Regions from separate parts of the Homo sapiens genome. Here region 1 is linked to region 2. Evidence: read pairs that join two places in POLR2A ChIA-PET (ENCODE). Cell type or tissue: Panc1. All regions are shown on one strand. Links, peaks and the distances in the headings refer to the core of each region. The heading gives the core; the rest is flanking DNA. Region 1 has its middle 14 kb from the start of SOWAHD. Region 2 has its middle 6.9 kb from the start of AKAP14.

Evidence for each region. Peaks named below come from ENCODE experiments on the same cell type or tissue, not always from the same donor. Only the 100,000 strongest peaks of a DNase experiment are listed, where the experiment ranks them.
Region 1: POLR2A ChIA-PET joins it to region 2 with 6 read pairs; 10 of 35 experiments call an interaction of 5 or more read pairs at or near these places.

The regions. Positions count from the first base shown.
Region 1 is chrX:119,767,790-119,776,646 of GRCh38, forward strand. No RefSeq gene overlaps it. Among named protein-coding and RNA genes, the nearest start is that of SOWAHD, 14 kb to the left of the region's middle. RefSeq lists an enhancer at 959-2,158. In Panc1, for the core only: no CTCF peak of the experiment used is centred there; no DNase peak of the experiment used is centred there.
Region 2 is chrX:119,884,600-119,893,456 of GRCh38, forward strand. No RefSeq gene overlaps it. Among named protein-coding and RNA genes, the nearest start is that of AKAP14, 6.9 kb to the right of the region's middle. RefSeq lists an enhancer at 6,627-6,921. In Panc1, for the core only: a CTCF peak has its summit at 3,200 (motif pointing left); a DNase peak (open chromatin) is centred at 3,222; H3K4me3 peaks cover 1,484 bases; H3K27ac peaks cover 318 bases.

The DNA of each region.
Region 1 (8,857 bases), core at 4,170-6,669, 110 kb before region 2:
GCGCGCCTGGCTAATTTTTGTATTTTCAGTAGAGACAGGGTTTCACCATGTTGGCCAGGCTGGTCTCGAACTCCTGACCTCAGGTGATCCACCCACCTCAGCCTCCCTACGTGCTGGGATTACAAGCGTGAGCCACTGTGGCCGGCTGAGAACTGATTGTTGAAAAAAACCTGACACTTCCCTCCTTTCTGTCTTCCTTCCTCTATCACCATGTGATGCCTGCTCCCCTTTGCCTTCCACTATGACTGGTGCAGCCTGAGGCCTTCACCAGAAGCAGATGCTGGTGCCATGCTTCTTGTGCAGCCTGCAGAACCGTGAGCTAAATAAGCCTCTTTCCTTTGTAAGTTATCCAGCCTCACGTATTTCTTTCCTTCCCCACCAAGTATTTCCTTCTTTCTTTTTTTTTTTAATGTGGCCCAAGATGAGATATTTCTTTTTAAAAAAAATTTTTTTTTATACAAACAATGTCTCCCTATATTGCCCAGCCTGGTCACGAACTCCTGGGCTCAAGCAATCCTCTTCCCTTGGCCTCCCAAAGTGTTGGGATTGCAAGCATGAGCCACTGTGCCTGGCCCCCCAAGTATTTATTTATTTATTTATTTTTGAGACAGAGTCTTGCTCTGTTGCCCGGGCTGGAGTGCAGTGGCGTGATCTCAGCTCACTGCAACCTCTGCCTCCCGGGTTCAAGGGATTCTCCTGCCTCAGCCTCCCGAATAGCTGGGATTTCAGGCTTGCATCACCATGCCCGGCTAATTTTTGTATTTTCAGTAGAGACGGGGTTTCCCCATGTTGGCCAAGCTGGTCTCCAATTCCTGACCTCAAGTGATCCACCCGCCTCGGCCTCCCAGAGTGCTGGGATTACAGGCATGAGTCACCGCGCCTGGCCTACAAGTATTTCTTTATAGCAACACAAAAATGGACTAAGACAGACATAATTGCAACCAGCGAACTTACCTTGTTCTTCACTCACGGAAGTAAAAGAGCAACTTGGTAAGTGCCCACCAAATATTAAATATGTTAGATATTGTTTTCAGATAAAGTCATAAACTGGAGTCAGAGTTAAACCTGAAATCCTCTGAAGAGAATCAAATTATACAAGTCCTTCATCTCCTGGCCCTATTCATCTGTGGGAATGCCCCCTAACCCCAGCTAACATAACATATATTCCACACCAAGACTCCCCATCTTCCCTCCTTCCCTTCATTCTGACAAAGGAGCATGCCTGTCCTCTTTCAAGATATCGCTCATGCTCTCAACCGCCTCTCCTCTCAGGGTTTACTGACATCAATTGTCTTCTCCTGCATCTTCAAACTTACCCACAGTTTAGTTCAGTACAACAGACATTTTATTTTTAACTTTTTTCTTTTTTGAGACGGAGTCTCACTCTGTTGCCAGGCTGGAGTGTAGTGGCGTGATCTTGGCTTGGCTCCCAGCAACCTCCACCTCCTGGGTTCAAGCGATTCTCCTGCCTCAGCCTCCCCAGTAGCTGGTGACAGGTGAAGACAGCAGGACTTCCTGGGTCGAGTGGGGACTTGGAGAACTTTTCTGTGGAGCTAAAGGTTTGTAAACGCACCAATCAGCACTCTGTAAAAACGCATCAATCAGTGCTCTGTGTCTAGCTAAAGGTTTGTAAATGCACCAATCAGCACTCTGTAAAAATGCACCAATCAGCGCTCTGTGTCTAGCTAAAGGTTTGTAAATGCACCAATCAGCACTCTGTAAAAACGCACCAATCAGTGCTCTGTGTCTAGCTAAAGGTTTGTAAATGCACCAATCAGCACTTTGTAAAAATGCACCAATCAACAGTGTGTAAAATGGACCAATCAGCGCTCTGTAAAATGGACCAATCAGCAGGATGTGGGTGGGGCCCAATAAGGGAATAAAAACTGGCCACCCAAACCACCAGCAGCAACCTGGTTGGGTCTTTTTCCATGCTGTGGGAGCTTTGTTCTTTGGTCTTCACAATAAATCTTGCTGTTGCTCTACCTTTATAAACTGTAACACTCACCGTGAGCGTATGCAGCTTCATTCCTGAAGTCAGTGAGACCACGAACCCACTGGAAGGAAGAAACTCTGGACATATCTGAACATCTGAAGGAACAAACTCCGAGACACATCATCTTCAAGAGCTGTAACACACCGCAAGGGTCTGCAGCTTCATTCTTGAAGTCAGCGAGACCAATAACCCACTGGAAGGAATACATTCTGGACACATGGGACTACAGGCGTGCTGCATCATGCCTAGCTAATTTTTGTATTTTTAGTAGAGATGGGTTTCACCATGTTGGCCAAGATGTTCTCGATCTCTTGACCTCATGATCCACCCGCCTCCACCTCTGAAAGTGCTGGATTACAGGCGTGAGCCACCCCGCCTGGCCTATTTTAAGTTCAGGTGTACATGTGTGGGTTTGTTATATAGGTAAACATGTGTCATGGGGGTTTGTTGTACAGATTATTTCATCACCCAGGTACTAAGCCTAGTACCCATTATTTAGAGATGGAGTCTTGCTCTGTCACCCAGGCAGGAGTGCAGTGGCACTATTTCAGCTCACCTGCAACCTCCACCTCCCAGGTTCAAGTGATTCTCCTGCCTCGGCCTCCCGAGTAGCTGAAACTATGCCCTGCCTGGCTAATGTTTGTATTTTCAGTGGAGACGGGGTTTCACCATGTTGGTCAGGCTGGTCTCAAACTGACATCTGGTGATCTCCCTGTCTCAGCCTCCCAAAGTGCTGGGATTACAGGCATGAACCACTGCACTCTCCCATTATTTTTCTTGATCCTCACCCTCCTCCCACCCTCCACTCTCTGATAGGCCCCAGTGTGTGTTGTTCCCCTCTATGTGTCCATGTACAACAGACATTTAGTAAGTCATTAATAGGAGTGTCACTCTGAGTGACAAAAAAGCTCAAGTCTTCCCTAGCCTTCTGGCTCAAACTTGTCTCTTCTCTTCATAGTAAAGCCTGTCTGCTGAGAGGTCTCCTCACTTCATCATCTCCATTTCCTTACCTCTTCCTCAGTCCTTAACTTTCTGCATTCTGGCTTCTGCCTCTATCATCCCAGAGTAATTGCTTCCAGAAAGGGCGTGGTGGCTCACACCTGTAATTCTAGGACTTTGGGAGGTCAAGGCAGGGGGATCACCTGAGGTCAGGAGTTTGAGACCAGCCTGGCCAGCATGGCGAAACCCCGTCCCTACTAATAACCAGGTGTGGTGGTACATACCTGTGATCCCAGCTACTCAGGAGGCTGAGGCATGAGAATTGCTTGAACCCGGGAGGTGTAGGTTGCAGTGAGCCAAAAGAAAAAAAAAAGTCCCCCATGATGACCTCCTGTCTTAGTCCATTCTTGTTGCTATAACAAAATACCTTAGACTGGAGGCTGAGGCAGGAGAATGGTGTGAACTCAGGAGGCGGAGCTTGCAGTGAACTGAGATCGTGCCACTGCACTCCACCCTGGGTGACAGAGTGAGACTCCGTCTCAAAAAAAAAAAAAAAATTATCTTAGACTGGGTAATTTATAAAGAGCAGAAATTTGTTGCTCACTGTTCTGTAGGCAGGGAAGTCCCAGATCAAGGCAGGTTTGGTGTCTGGTGAGAGGTGGTTCCTCATTTATGGCACCTTTGTGTCCTCACATGGTGGAAGAGATGGAAGGGCCAGGCAGCTCTCTGAAGCCTTATTTATTTATTTATTTATTTTTGAGACGAAGTCTGTCACTGTTGCCCAGGCTGGAGTGCAGTGGCGTGACGATCTTGGCTCACTGCAACCTCTGCCTCCTGGGTTCAAGCAATTCTCCTGCCTCAGCCTCCCGAGTAGCTAGCATTACAGGCACCCGCCACCATGCCCAGCTAATTTTTTGTATTTTTAGTAGAGATGTTGGCCTTGTTGGCAAGGCCGGTCTCAAACTCCTGACCTCATGATTCGCCCACCTCGGCCTCCCAAAGTGCTGGGATTACAGGCGTGAGCCACCGAGCCCGGCCGCCTCTTTTATAAGGGCATTAATCCCATTCATGAAGGCAGAGCCTCATGACTTAATCACTTCCCCAAAGATCCCTCCTCTTAATATTGTCACCTTGGGGATTAAGTTCCAACATACACATTTTTTTTTTTTTTGAGATAGAATCTCACTGTGTCACCCAGGGTGGAGTGCAGTGGCACGATCTCAGCTCACTGCAACCTCTGCCTCCCAGGTTCAAGCAATTCTCCTGCCTCAGCCTCCCAAGTAGCTGGGATTACAGACGCCCGCCACCACGCCCGGCTAATTTTTGTATTTTTAGTAGAGATGGGGTTCCACCATGTTGGCCAGGCTGGTCTCCAACTCCTGGGCTCAAGTGATCTGCCCACCTCAGCCTCCCAAAATTCTTGGATTAGAGGTGTGAGCCACCGTGCCCGGCCTACAACATACACATTTCAGAGGGACACATATATTCATGCCTTTGCACCTCCCATCTGCCAAATCCAAGTCCTTATCTTAGTTCACTTCTTGGCAGCACTGAACAATGTTGGCTACTTCCTCCTGTTTGAAACTCTTGTCTAGTCTTCCATAACCTCCTATGGCTTTAATTGCTGGGGTTTACCAGGATGAAGTTCTGGAAGCTTTTCTCTTCACTCTACATTCTCTCCCAAAGTCCTGTTTTTTGTTGTTGTTGTTTGTTTTGTTTTGTTTTTTTTTTTTTTTTTTTGAGACAGATGCTTACTCTGTCACCCACGCTGGAGTGCAGTGGTGTGATTACAGCTCACTGCAGCCTCGACCTCCCGGGTTCAAGTGATCCTCCCACCTCAGCCTCCCGAGTAGCTGGGACTATAGGTGCATGCCACCACACCAGGCTAGCTTTTTGTATTGTTTGTAGAGACAGGGTTTCACCCTGTTGCCCAGGCTGGTCTCCAACTCCTGGGCTCAAGTGGCCCACCCTCCTCAACTTCCCAAAGTGTTAGGATTACAGGCATGAGCCACTGCACCCTCCCTGCCTCTCCCAAAGTTGTTTTTTCCCTTCCCCACTTACCCTCCCTCACTCTGCTCCAGCCACTCAGTCCTCCTTGCTGATCCTTCGAACAGCCATGTTCTTCTCAACCCTGGGGTTCCTGCATGCTGTTCACTCTCCAGAAACACTTTCCCCTCTCCCTTGCTCCTGACTTCACCTGACCCACTCATCCTTCATTCACCCACTCATCCTTCATTTCAGGTGTCAGATTAAATGTTACCTCCTTGGGGATGTCTTCCCTGCTGCTCAGGCTATGTTAACACTCTACCCATTACACTCACTCATGAGGCCCCGGGCATCTTTTCTTTTTTCCTTGAGATGGAGTCTTGCTCTGTCGCTCAGGCTGGAGTGCAATGGCGCAATCTCGGCTCACTGCAACCTCCGCCTCCCGGGTTCAAGCAGTTCTCCTGCCTCAGCCTCCCGAGTAGCTGGGATTAAAGGCGCCTGCCACCCCGCCCGGCTAATTTTTTTGTATTTTTAGTAGAGACGGGGTTTCACCATGCTGGCCAGGCTGGTCTCGAACTCCCAACCTCAGGTGATCTGCCTGTCTCAGCCTCCCAAAGTACTAGGATTCTGTAATCCCACAGATTACAGAATCAAGGCGGGTGGATCACTTGAGCCCAGGAGTTCTCAATCAGCATGGGCAACATGGCAAAACCCCATCTCTACAAAATAGAAAACAATTAGCTGGGCATGGTGGCACATGCCTATAGTCCCAGCCACCTGGGAGGCTGAGATGGGAGGATCACCTGAGCCTGGGAAGTCGAGGCTGCAGTGAGCCATGATCGCGCCACTGCACTACAGCCTGGGTGACAGAGTGAGACTCTGTCTCAAAAAAAAAAAAAAAAGCATCAACGTTAGCATGTGGACTGCTGCTGAGAACCCACTGATTCGGGATGGAGAGGAGTAGGCTAGGATTAGAGGGACTGGTAAGAGGCTATGGTCTGTAGAGTCAGATGGACAGATAAGAGAGATTTCATGGAATCAACAAGACTTGTGATTGACTGAATGTAGGGGAGGAGGAAGACAGAGGTGGCAAGGGTGATGCTCAGGTTTCTGACTTGAGCAACAGGGTGGATGGTGGTGTCATTTACTGAGAGGAAGGGCCATGAGAAGAATAGGTTTTTTTGGTGGGTAGGGGAAGGGGATCAAAACTTGTTTTGGATACATTAAGTTTGAGATTGGCTATATGACATCGAGGTGAAGAGATCCAATAGACAGTTGGATACGTGGATAAGCAAATCAAGAGAGAACTGGAGGTAGCTGTGGGGTTACTGGAGGGTTTTTTTCTTTTCTTTTTTTTTTTTTGAGACAGAGTCTCGCACTGTCACCCAGGCTGGAGTGCAGTGGCGTGATCTCGGCTCACTGCAACCTCCCCCTCCCGGGTTCAAGCGATTCTCCTGCCTCAGCCTCCCGAGTAGCTGGGATTACAGGCGCCTACCACCATGCCCAGCTAATTTTTGTATTTTTAGTAGAGACGGGGTTTCACCATGTTGGCCAGGCTGGTCTCAAACTCCTGACCTCGTGATTTGCCTGCCTCGGCCTCCCAAAGTGCTGGGATTATAGGCATGAGTCACCGTGCCCGGCCAGGAGAGGGGTTTTATTTTGGCTTGGGAGGCACAGCTTGTTTGTGTAATGACACAAAGGACTCAAAAGAAAAGGAGAAGTAGGAAGACAGAGGAGTCAACACGAATAGTCAATGGATCAAAGCTCCCAAGAGGTGGGAAGGGATAAGGCAGAGCATAGGACTAGGAATTTGTCTCACAGAGGAGGAGACTCTGGAGTCAGACAGTCTGATTAGAGCTTAGTTCTACCACCTTCTAGCTGTGAGACCCTGGGTAAGTCACTCACTCTCCCTGAGTCTTACTTTCCTTGACTATAATACAATGGAATTGGCCAGGACTGGTGGCTCATGCCTGTAATCCCAGCACTTTGGGAAGCCAAGGCGGGTGGATCACAAGGTCAGGAGTTCAAGACCAGCCTGGCCAAGATGGTGAAACCCCGTCTCTACTAAAAATACAAAAATTAGCCAGGCATGGTGGCAGGTGCCTGTAATCCCAGCTACTCGGGAGGCTGAGGCAGAGAATTGCTTGAACCCAGGAGGCAGAGGTTACAGTGAGCCGAGATCGCACCACTGCACTCCAGCCTGGGTGACAGAGTGAGACTCCGTCTCAAGGGGGAAAAAAAAGGAATTATGAGTACCTGCCTCATAAATTTGGGCTGATCATTAAAGGAGATAATGCATGTAATATGCTTACCATTGTGTCTTGCACATAGGAACATTGCATAAATGGTAGCTGTTATTATTATAACAGGAGTGCAGGAGGAAAAAGAGGGCGCACATACAGGTGAGTTCACAGGTTTGGTTGCAGGAAGTTAAACACATTCTGTTTTTTCTTTTCTTTTTCTTTCTTTCCTTTCCTTTTTTTTTTCTTTTTTTTTTTTTGAGACAGAGTATTGCTCTGTCACCCAGGCTGCAGTGCAGTGGCAGGATCTTAGCTCACTGCAACCTCCGCTTCCTAGGTTCAAGTGATTCTCTTGCCTCAGCCTCCTGAATAGCTGGGATTACGGGCATGTGCCACCAAGCCCAGCTAATTTTTGTGTTTTTAGTAGAGACGGGGTTTCACCATATTGGCCAGGCTGGTCTTGAACTCCTGACCTCAGGTGATCTGCCTGCCTCAGCCTCCCAAAGTGCTGGGATTACTGGCATGATCCACCACGCCCAGCCTACTAACCTCGATGATTTCTTAAACCCAAACCTGATAGGCCACTGTCTACTTTTGAACTCTTTAATGTTTCTCTTGGCCTCAGGATAGAATTGAAGCTCTCACTTAAGACTTAGAGGCTCCTCGTGATCTGGCGTCTGCTTACCTCTCCAGCCTCATTCCTATTCACTACTTCCTGTTCGCATCCTCTTTCTTCACCCACGAATACATCCCCTTTCTACACTCCTGCCATGCAGTAACTTTCAGTTCCCGATCTCCCAGCTTTCTCTTGACTGGGCCTTTTCACAGTCTGTTTCCTCTGCATAGGACATGAACGTTCCACCCGGCAGCCTCAGCCGCAAAACCTAGCTCCTCGTGGGCCTCCAGGGCTCAGTTTGCTCTTCCTCAGTCCCTCCCGTGTTCGGTACAGGTTCCCAAGACCCTAGTGCCTTCCTTGCCGCAGCACTCTGCACTAGGAGCTGTGTCGGCACTGTCATCTGCCTCCATGTAGGCTGGGAGTCCAAGAAGATGTGGGCCTGTGGTTGTGGTTCACTGCTGCAGCTCAGCACCCAGCACAGATACAACACTATGTATCTGCCTCATAGTCTGAAACGGGTGTTTGAGAATGAACAAGTGGGAGTTGGAGGCAGCTGACCTTGAATTTAGATCCACAGGCTTTCTGATTTAACTAATAGTTGTGTTTTTTGTATTCATTTGCCTTCAGTTCCCATGCCCTTCTTCCTTTGGAGAGCCCCGTGGAAACAATTTTTCTTTTTTCTTTCATTTTTTGAAACAGAGTTTCACTTTGTCACCAGGCTGGAGTGCGGTGGCGCGATCTCAGCTTACTGCAACCTCTATTTCCTGGGTTGAAGCGATTCTCCTGCCTCAGCCTCCCAAGTAGCTGGGATTACAGGTGCCTGCCACCATGCCTGGCTAAGTTTTATAATTTTAGCAGAGATGGGGTTTCACCATGTTGACCAGGCTGGTCTCCAACTCCTGACCTCAAGCGATCCACCCGCCTCAGTCTCCCAAAGTGCTGGGATTACAGGCCTGAGCCACCATGCCCGGCCTGGAAACAGTTTTTCTAATGAACACCATGTTAGATGTACATTAGACAGTTACAAATGTGGCATTATAGGTTCATGATTTTAGAGGTTAGCGATCAAGTCCAATTTCC
Region 2 (8,857 bases), core at 2,205-4,704:
TGAGACTCCGTCTCAAAAAACAAAACAAAACACCACCACCAAAAAAACCCCAACCAAACAAAAAAACACAGTTTCTTTGGTATACTGTGCCTATCTGCTCTGTACCACCTGCCATGTTGCTGGGGAGTGTTTCATTCAGCAGACAGATTTTCCCTCTAAGCCTAATACGCTTCATTTCTAGAGGCCAGAAGTCACCCCGGCTACCAGAAGCTTGTTCTTCTCTCTTACCTCTAAGAACTTAGTATTTGGGGTGGGGTTGGTCTGGTCTCTAGGGAAACTCTGGAGTTTTCATACAGTGCCTACAAGAGCAGCCCACTCTAGTTATGACCGTGGATCTGAACATCAAGACATCACTATCAAAAATCCAGCCATTGGATTATAAATCATGCTGCTATAAAGACACATGCACACGTATGTTTATTGCGGCACTATTCACAATAGCAAAGACTTGGAACCAACCCAAATGTCCATCAATGATAGACTGGATTAAGAAAATGTGGCACATATACACCATGGAATACTGTGCAGCCATAAAAAAGGATGAGTTCATGTCCTTTGTAGGGACATGGATGAAGCTGGAAACCATCATTCTCAGCAAACTATTGCAAGGACAGAAAACCAAACATCGCATGTTCTCACTCATAGGTGGGAATTGGACAATGAGATCACTTGGACACAGGGTAGGGAACATCACACACTGGGGCCTCTCGTGGGGTGGGGGGAGGGGGGAGGGATAGCATTAGGAGATATACCTAATGTAAATGACAAGTTAATGGGTGCAGCACACCAACATGGCACATGTACATATACGTAACAAACCTGCACGTTGTGCACATGTACCCTAGAACTTAAAGTATATATATATATATATTTAAAAATCCAGCCATCAGGAACAGCTTTGCCATAGTACTTTTGTTCTGAGGAAGGCACTATTCAATGAGGCACTCATGCTCAAGGATGGCCAGGATATTCTGAGAGGTTTTCGTGACATCATGACTCTCAAGGACCTACCCACCTGGGCCTGACTACCACAGTACTCAGGTCTGTGGCCTTTACTGTTAGAGGATGGGCTTCTGCTTGGGAAAGGCCCTGGGTTCCTACCACCTCCTCCCTCTTTCTTCCTAGGGCAGTCTGGTGGCCTTTGAGACATGAAGCAAAGTCACTTGCTTAGAACTGAGGCAGGAGAATAGAGTCTGGAAGCAGGGAACCTAAGGCCATTTCATGCTGACTTCCTAGAACTAAATTGAAAGGAAAGCCCTACCTTTCCACGCCTACGTAACAAAAGAACCAGAGGTTGCTCCCCTTGCAAATCCCCACCTTTCTGTGTGGCAGATGGGAAATTGAAAGTACCTCTGATTGGTTGGAAAAAAAGCAGATGGCAAATTGAAAGTACCTCTGATTGGTCGCTTTTTGCAACCAATCAGACGTTTGCATAGGAGTGTAACTTTGTAACTTCACTTCAACCTCTGATTGGTTGCTATCCTAACCAATCATACGGATTGGGGGCCAAGTCTTCGTTTGTATAGAAGGGCAACTTTCACTCTAGCCTCTGATTGGCTGCTTTCCACAACCAATAAGATGTTTGCATAGGAGTGTGACCTTTGTAACTTCATTTCAGCCTCTGATTGTGGGCTGCAACTTCATGAACATGGGGTGAACACCAAGTGGCCAATGGTAAACCTCTAGCGGGTATTTGGACCCCAGAAGATTGTGTATCAGGGCCCTTGAGCCACTGCTCCGCCCGTTCTCACACTGTGGAGTATACTTTCACTTTCAATAAATCTGTGCATGCTTGCTTCTTTCTTTCCTGTCTTTGCTGTGCGTTTTGTCCAATTCTTTGTTCAAAACGCCAAGAACCTGGACAACTTGCAGTAAAGACCCTCTACTGGTAACAGAACCTGCCCAAATCCAACATGCCTCATGTTTTGGGTAAGAAAGCATTTCATTGTCCCCTGCTTTGACTTACTTGCTAGTTATTTTTTCATGTGAACACACTTTGTCTTCCCAACTATATTGTAAGTGCATCGAGGGTGGGAACCTTGTCTTAAGCCAGTTTTACTTCTCACAATTCCTGCCACCTGCGCACTTTACAGTCACTTAAAAGATACGTGGTGGCCGACTGGGTTCATTCGACAAGCAGAGAATGTCAGCTTTAAGCCTAGGCTTGTGGCTAAGAGGCATCAGCCTTGCTAGGGATTGGTAGGATAAGAGAAAGAAGGGGAAAAAATAAGTAAGGGTAGGGTTGAAAGGGTGAGCATGAGAGTATAAGGGGAGGAGAGGGAAGAAACTGAGAGGGAATGAAAATGAGGCATAGGTGGAAAAGAGTATAATTCAAGGCCCAGGGTGTGGAGTCCCAAGAGAGAGCTCTGTCCTCTCTTCCTTGTGCTGTGATGTAGACTACCCCTATCTAGGGCATCTCCCTGGATTTTCTTCAGTTCAGGAAGAACCTAGGCCAGGCGCGGTGGCTCACGCCTGTAATCCCAGCACTTTGGGAAGCTAAGGTGGGCAGAACACTTGAGGACAGGAGTTCGAGACCAGCCTGACCAACATGGTGAAACCCTGTGTCTACTAAAAATACAAAAATTAGCAGGGTGTGGTGGTGCATGCCTGTAATCCCAGCTACTCAGGAGGCTGAAGCAGGAGAATCGCTTGAATCCGGGAGGGGGAGGTTGCAGTGAGCCAGGATCGTGCCATTGCACTCCAGCCTAGGCGACAAGAGCAAGACTCTGTCTCAAAAGAAAAAAAAAAAAAAAAAAGCAGCAGCAGCAGCTAAGAGAGTGTAGGCCAGGCGCGATGGCTCATGCCTGTAATCCCAGCAGTTTGGGAGGCTGGGGCGGGCGGATCACTTGTGGTCAGGAGTTCGAGACCAATCTGGCCAACATGGTGAAATCCCGTCTCTACTGAAAATACAAAAATTAGCTGGGTGCGGTTGCACACACCTGTAATCCCAGCTACTTGGGAGGCTGAGACAAGAGAATCGCTTGAACCCGGGAGGCAGAGGTTGCAGTGAGCCGAGATCGCACCACTGCACTCCAGCCTGGGCGACACAGTGAGACTCCGACTAAAAAAAAAAAAAAAGTGTGTGGATCTGCAAGACTCTCCAAAGCAGTTCTCTCTAGTGAGCACAACATCCTTGATACAAATTTCCCCCTCCCCTCCACTCCCCACATTCAGGACAAGGGAGGCGCTGGCCCTCTCGCCCCCTGGCGGTCTGTCTAGCTCCCGGCAGCCTCGGAAAGCCCAGGACAGTAGGGCAGTGTACTTGCGACCGACCCCGCCCATCGGCTCCTGGGGAGCTGACAGGACGCACTCCACTTGGCCAGGCCTGTATCAGGCTCTGGCTCTGTCGCCCAGGCTGTAATGCAGTGGTGCGATCATGGCTACTGCAGCCTCGACCTCCCGGGCTCAAGTGATCTTCCATCTCAGCCTCCCAAGTAGCTGAGACCACAGGAGCGCGCCGCCACGCCCGGCTAATTTTTGTTACTGGGGCGGCGCGTATTGGTGCAGTCTCCACGTTCTTTCAGAAGAACGCGGGCGCATCGCTGGACCACGCGCCAGTGGGCAGCCGGCGCAGCCTCCCTGCCCCCCATAGTCCCGATGCTTCCAGAGGCCCATGGCGGGGGTGCGGCGCGGGGGTGGGGAGTCGGGTGGGAGTTATGGCTTCCCAAGCAGCCAAGTCTATTTTCTTCCCGAAGAGGGAGGGGCTGAGCTTGGCAAGGCTCTAGCCAGCTCCTCCCGCTCTGCCCCACCTGCTCCTCCCAGCTCTCCCCTCCATCTCTGCTTCCAAGCCATTTTTCTCCACTCATACCTGCACTAGCATCCGAGCAGGGAGTAGTTTGGAAGAACTTGTCCTCGGCGCTGCATGAGGATTCAAAAGGCCTCTCAACCTAGAGAGCCCTGGAAGCCAAAATTTGTGCGTTTCAGTAAGGGGCTTGGCTGGGGGTAAGAAGTAAAGTTCTGGCCACAGAATTTAAGCTTCTGCTTCAAAGAAGGAGCCTTTCTAATCTGCTGGGAAATCTCTCCAGGTTCCCTCCACGAAAGTATTTTGCCTGCATTTGTCTCCTCTGGGCAGGCAATAAGGAATCCTACTCCCAGCCCGTTGGGGTGGCTTACGCCTGTAATCCTAGCACTTTGGGAGGCTGAGGCAGGAGGATCGCTTGAGGTCAGGAGTTTGAGACCAGCCTGGGTAACATAGTGAGACCTAGTCTCTACAAAAAATTAGCTGACCTTAGTGGTGTGTGCTTGTGGTCTCTGCTACTTGGGAGGCTGAGGCGGGAGGATCAGTTGAGTCCAGGAGGTGGAAGCTGCAGTGAACCGTAATCGCACCACTGCACTCCAGCCTGGGTGACAGAGTGAGACCCTATCTCTCCCCTCCCCCCACCAAAAGAAAAATGTAAACAAAACAAAGGGGAAAAAAACAAATCCTGGCCCTGCGTGGTAGCTCGCACCTGTAATCCCGGCACTTTGGAAGGCTGAGGCTGGCGGATCCCTTGAACTCAGGAGTTCAAGACCAGCCTGGGAAACATAGCAAAAACCCGTCCCCACAAAAAAATACAATAATTAGCTGGGCATGGTGGCGGGCGCCTATAATCCCAGCCACTCAAGAGGCTGAGGCAATAAGATTGAAATTCCATCTCAAAATAAAATTAAAATAAGGCCGGGCGTGGTGGCTCACACCTGTAATCCCAGCACTTTGGAAGGCCGAGGCGGGAGGATCACCTGAGGTCACGAGTTCGAGACCAGCCTGGCCAACATGGTGAAACCCCGTCTCTACTAAAAATACAAAAAATTAGCTGAGCTTGGTGGCGTGTACCTGTGATCTTAGCTATTAGGGAGGCTGAGGCAGGAGAATTGCTTGAACCCGGGAGGAGGAGGTTGCAGTGAGCCGAGATGGCGCCGCTGCACTCCAGCCTGGGTGACAGAGTGAAACTCCATCTCAAACAAAACAAAACAAAACAAAAAAACGAAAAAAGAAAAAAGAAAGAATCCCACTCCCCTTCCCACATCAGGTCCTCACCACCATGTTCTTCTCACCAGTGGCCTCTGGGGTGCCTAGGAGAGGTCTTGCTGTCCTTGCCCACCTAAGCTCGACACGAAGGAAACGGGAGCTCTGCTTTACACAATGCAGCTACTGTGGGGCCTGTTTCTAACCCCCATCCCAGAAGCAGCACAACTCCCCCACCCTGAACCCAGGAGGAGGGCAGGGCTGTGGTTCCTGGCCTGTTGTGGCACCAGAGGGTTAAAGACAGTTGGTGTGATGGGCTTTCTGGGAATCAGACCGGTGAGCAGAACCGAGGGCAGTCACCATCGTCAATCACAGCTCCGGAGCTTATGTGCTCAACAACAACAACATCCACACAAATCCTCTTATTTATTTATTGAGATGGAGTTTTGCTCTTGCCGCCAAGGCTGGAGTGCAATGGCGCGATCCGGCTCACTGCAACCTTTGCCTCCTGGGTTAAAGCGATTCTCCTGTCTCCGCCTCCTGAGTAGCTGGGATTACAGGTGCCCGCCACCATGCCCGGCTAATTTTTGTATTTTCAGTAGAGACGGGGTTTCGCCAAGTTGGCCAGGCTGGTCTGGAACTCCTGACCTCAGGTAATCCGCCCGCCTCGGCCTCCCAAAGTGCTGGGATTAGAGGCATTAGCGACCATGCACGGCCCATACAAATCCTCTTTCAGGCTTGGCTTCCGGGCACTGACCCTACCACATGAGAGCTCAGGACACACTGGTCCCTGGAGTACTGGGCTAATTCTCCCAGCTCAGCAGAGTGGTGGGCTCTTCCCGGTTCCTCTGCTTTTGGAGTCTGTGCTGGTCATTGAGAGGTGACAGCGTGCTGGCAGTCCTCACAGCCCTCGCTCGCTCTCCGCGCCTCCTCTGCCTGGGCTCCCACTTCGGCGGCACTTGAGGAGGCCTTCAGCCCACCACTGCACTGTGGGAGCCCCTTTCTGGGCTGGCCAAGGCAGGAGCCGGCTCCAGGGAGGTGTGGAGGGAGAGGCGCCAGCGGGAACCGGGGCTGCGCGCAGCGCTTGCGGGCCAGCTGGAGTTCCGGGTGGGCGTGGGCTTGGCGGGCCCCGCACTCGGAGCAGCCGGCCGGCCCTGCCGGCCCCGGGCAATGAGGGGTTTAGCACCCGGGCCAGCGGCTGCGGAGAGTGTACTGGGTCCCCCAGCAATGCCGGCCCACCGGCGCTGCGCTGGATTTCTCACTTGGCCTTAGCTGCCTTCCCGCGGGGCAGGGCTCACGACCTGCAACTCGCCATGCCTGAGCCTCCCACCCTCTCCGTGGGCTCCTGTGCGGCCCGAGCCTCTCCGACGAGCGCCGCCCCCTGCTCCACGGCGCTCAGTCCGATCAACCACCCAAGGGCTGAGGAGTGCGGGCGCACGCGCAGGACTGGCAGGCAGCTCCACCTGCAGCCCTGGTGTGGGATCCACTGGGTGAAGCCAGCTGGGCTCCTGTGTCTGGTGGGGAGGTGGAGAACCTTTATGTCTAGCTCAGGGATTGTAAATACACCAATCGGCGCTCTGTATCTAGCTCAAGGTTTGTAAACACACCAATCAGCACCCTGTGTCTAGCTCAGGGTTTGTGAATGCACCAATCGACACTCTGTATCTAGCTACTCTGGTGGGGACTTGGAGAACCTTTGTGTGGACACTCTGTATCTAGCTAATCTGGTGGGGACTTGGAGAACCTTTATGTCTAGCTCAGGGATTGTAAACGCACCAATCAGCGCCCTATCAAAACAGACCACTCGGCCCTACCAATTAGCAGGATGTGGGTGGGGCCAGATAAGAGAATAAAAGCAGGCTGCGGGAGCTAGCAGCAGCAGCAACCTGCTGAGGTTCTCTTCCACAATGTGGAGGTGTTGTTCTTTTGGTCTTTGCAATAAATCCTGCTACCGGCCACTCTTTGGATCCACACTGCCTTTATGAGCTGTAACACTCACTGTGAAGGTCTGTAGCTTCACTCTTGAAGCTTAGCAGGACCACGAGTCCACCGGGAGGAATGAACAACTCCAGACTAGCCGCCTTAAAAGCTGTAACGCTAACTGCGAAGGTCTGCAGCTTCACTCCTGAGCCAGCGAGACCACGAACCCACCAGATGGAAGAAACTCCGAACACATCCGAACATCGGAAGGAACAAACTCCAGACGTGCCACCTTAAAAGCTGTAACACTCACCAAGAGGGTCCGCGGCTTCATTCTTGAAGTCAGACCAAGAACCCACTAATTCCAGGCCCAGTCAGTCTTACCATCATCATGATACGTTAACTAATGTTTATTGAGCATGTACAATGTATCTGTCCTTGTTTTGAGGTCTCTGTTTGAATCACCTAAATTCATCTTTTTACCAACCCTATAAAAAGCCTATTAAGATCCCCATTGTGCACATGAGACTCAGAGAGGTAAAACTATGGAATGAGACCACTGCTTCTCCTGTTGTCCTTCTTAGCTTCTCCCCCACCTCCCCTTTGCCCTAGTTTATGAGACAGGAGAAAAGGGAGAAAGCAAAAAGTTGGAAAGAAACAGAAGTAAGATAAATAGCTAGACGATCCTGGCGCCAGCACCTGGGTGGTGGTTAAAATAATAACACCAGTAGTTTTGGTCAGGGGTTATCTGTGAATTCCAGACATTGTATGAGAAAGCACTGTAAAACCTTTTGTTCTGTTACCTGATGTATGTAGCCCCCAGTCACGTTCCTCACGCTTACTTGATCTATTATGACTCTTTCACGTAGACTCCTTAGAGTTGTAAGGCCTTAAAAGGGCTAGGAATTTCTTTTTCGGGGAGCTCGGCTCTTAAGACGTGAGTCTGCCGACGCTCCCAGACAAATAAAAAACCTCTTCCTTCTTTAATCCGGTGTCTGAGGAGTTTTGTCTGCGACTCATCCTACTACAAAACAACCTGCCTGAAGTCACAGTTACAACGCCAGTATGTGGCAGAGCTCGGATTTGAAACCCTGTACTGTATCTGCATTCAGAGTCTGTGTTGTTTCTTTTTTTTCCTTTGTGACAGAGTTTCGCTCTTGTTGCCTGGGCTGGAGTACAATAGCACAATCTTGGCTCACTGCAACCTCTGCTTCCCAGGTTCAAGCGATTCTCCTGCCTCAGCCTCCCAAGTAGCTGCGATTACAGGCCAGCACCACCATGCCTGGCTAATTTTTGTATTTTTAGAAGAAATGGGTTTTCACCACGTTGGCCAGGTTGGCCTCGAACTCCTGACCTCAGGTGATCCACCCGCCTCAGCCTCCCAAAGTGCTGGGATTACAGGCGTGAGCCACTGTGCCCGGCCCAGAGTCTGTGTTTCTTCTACTAAACCACACTGTCTCCAAAACTCCTCCCTTCCCACCCTCCATTCCCCTGCCTCACCACTCCACCTCCACAGCATGATCTCTGGGTGTGGGACCTCAAAACATGTGATGTCTTCCAGGCAGTGAGCTCAGCATTTCTTCCTGGATAAAGACACTTAACATTGCAGTTTTCTTCCTTTGTTGGGTTTGAAATCCACTGTCTTTTTTTTTTCTTTGAGCCGGAGTTTCGCTCTTTTCGCCCAGGCTGGAGTGCAGTGGCGAGATCTCGGTTCACTGCAACCTCCACATCTCCGGTTCAGGTGATTCTCCTGCCTCTGCCTCCCAAGTAGCTGGGATTACAGGCGCCTGCCACCATGCCCAGCTACTTTTTAGTAGAGACGGGGTTTCACTGTGTTGGCCAGGCTGGACCTGAACCCCTGACCTCAGGTGATCCACCCACCTCAGCCTCCCAAAGTGCTGGGATTACAGGCGTGAGCTACCATGCCTGGCCAATACCACTACTATAAATAATACTATTAATAGAAATGATATCTACGCTGGGCATGGTGGG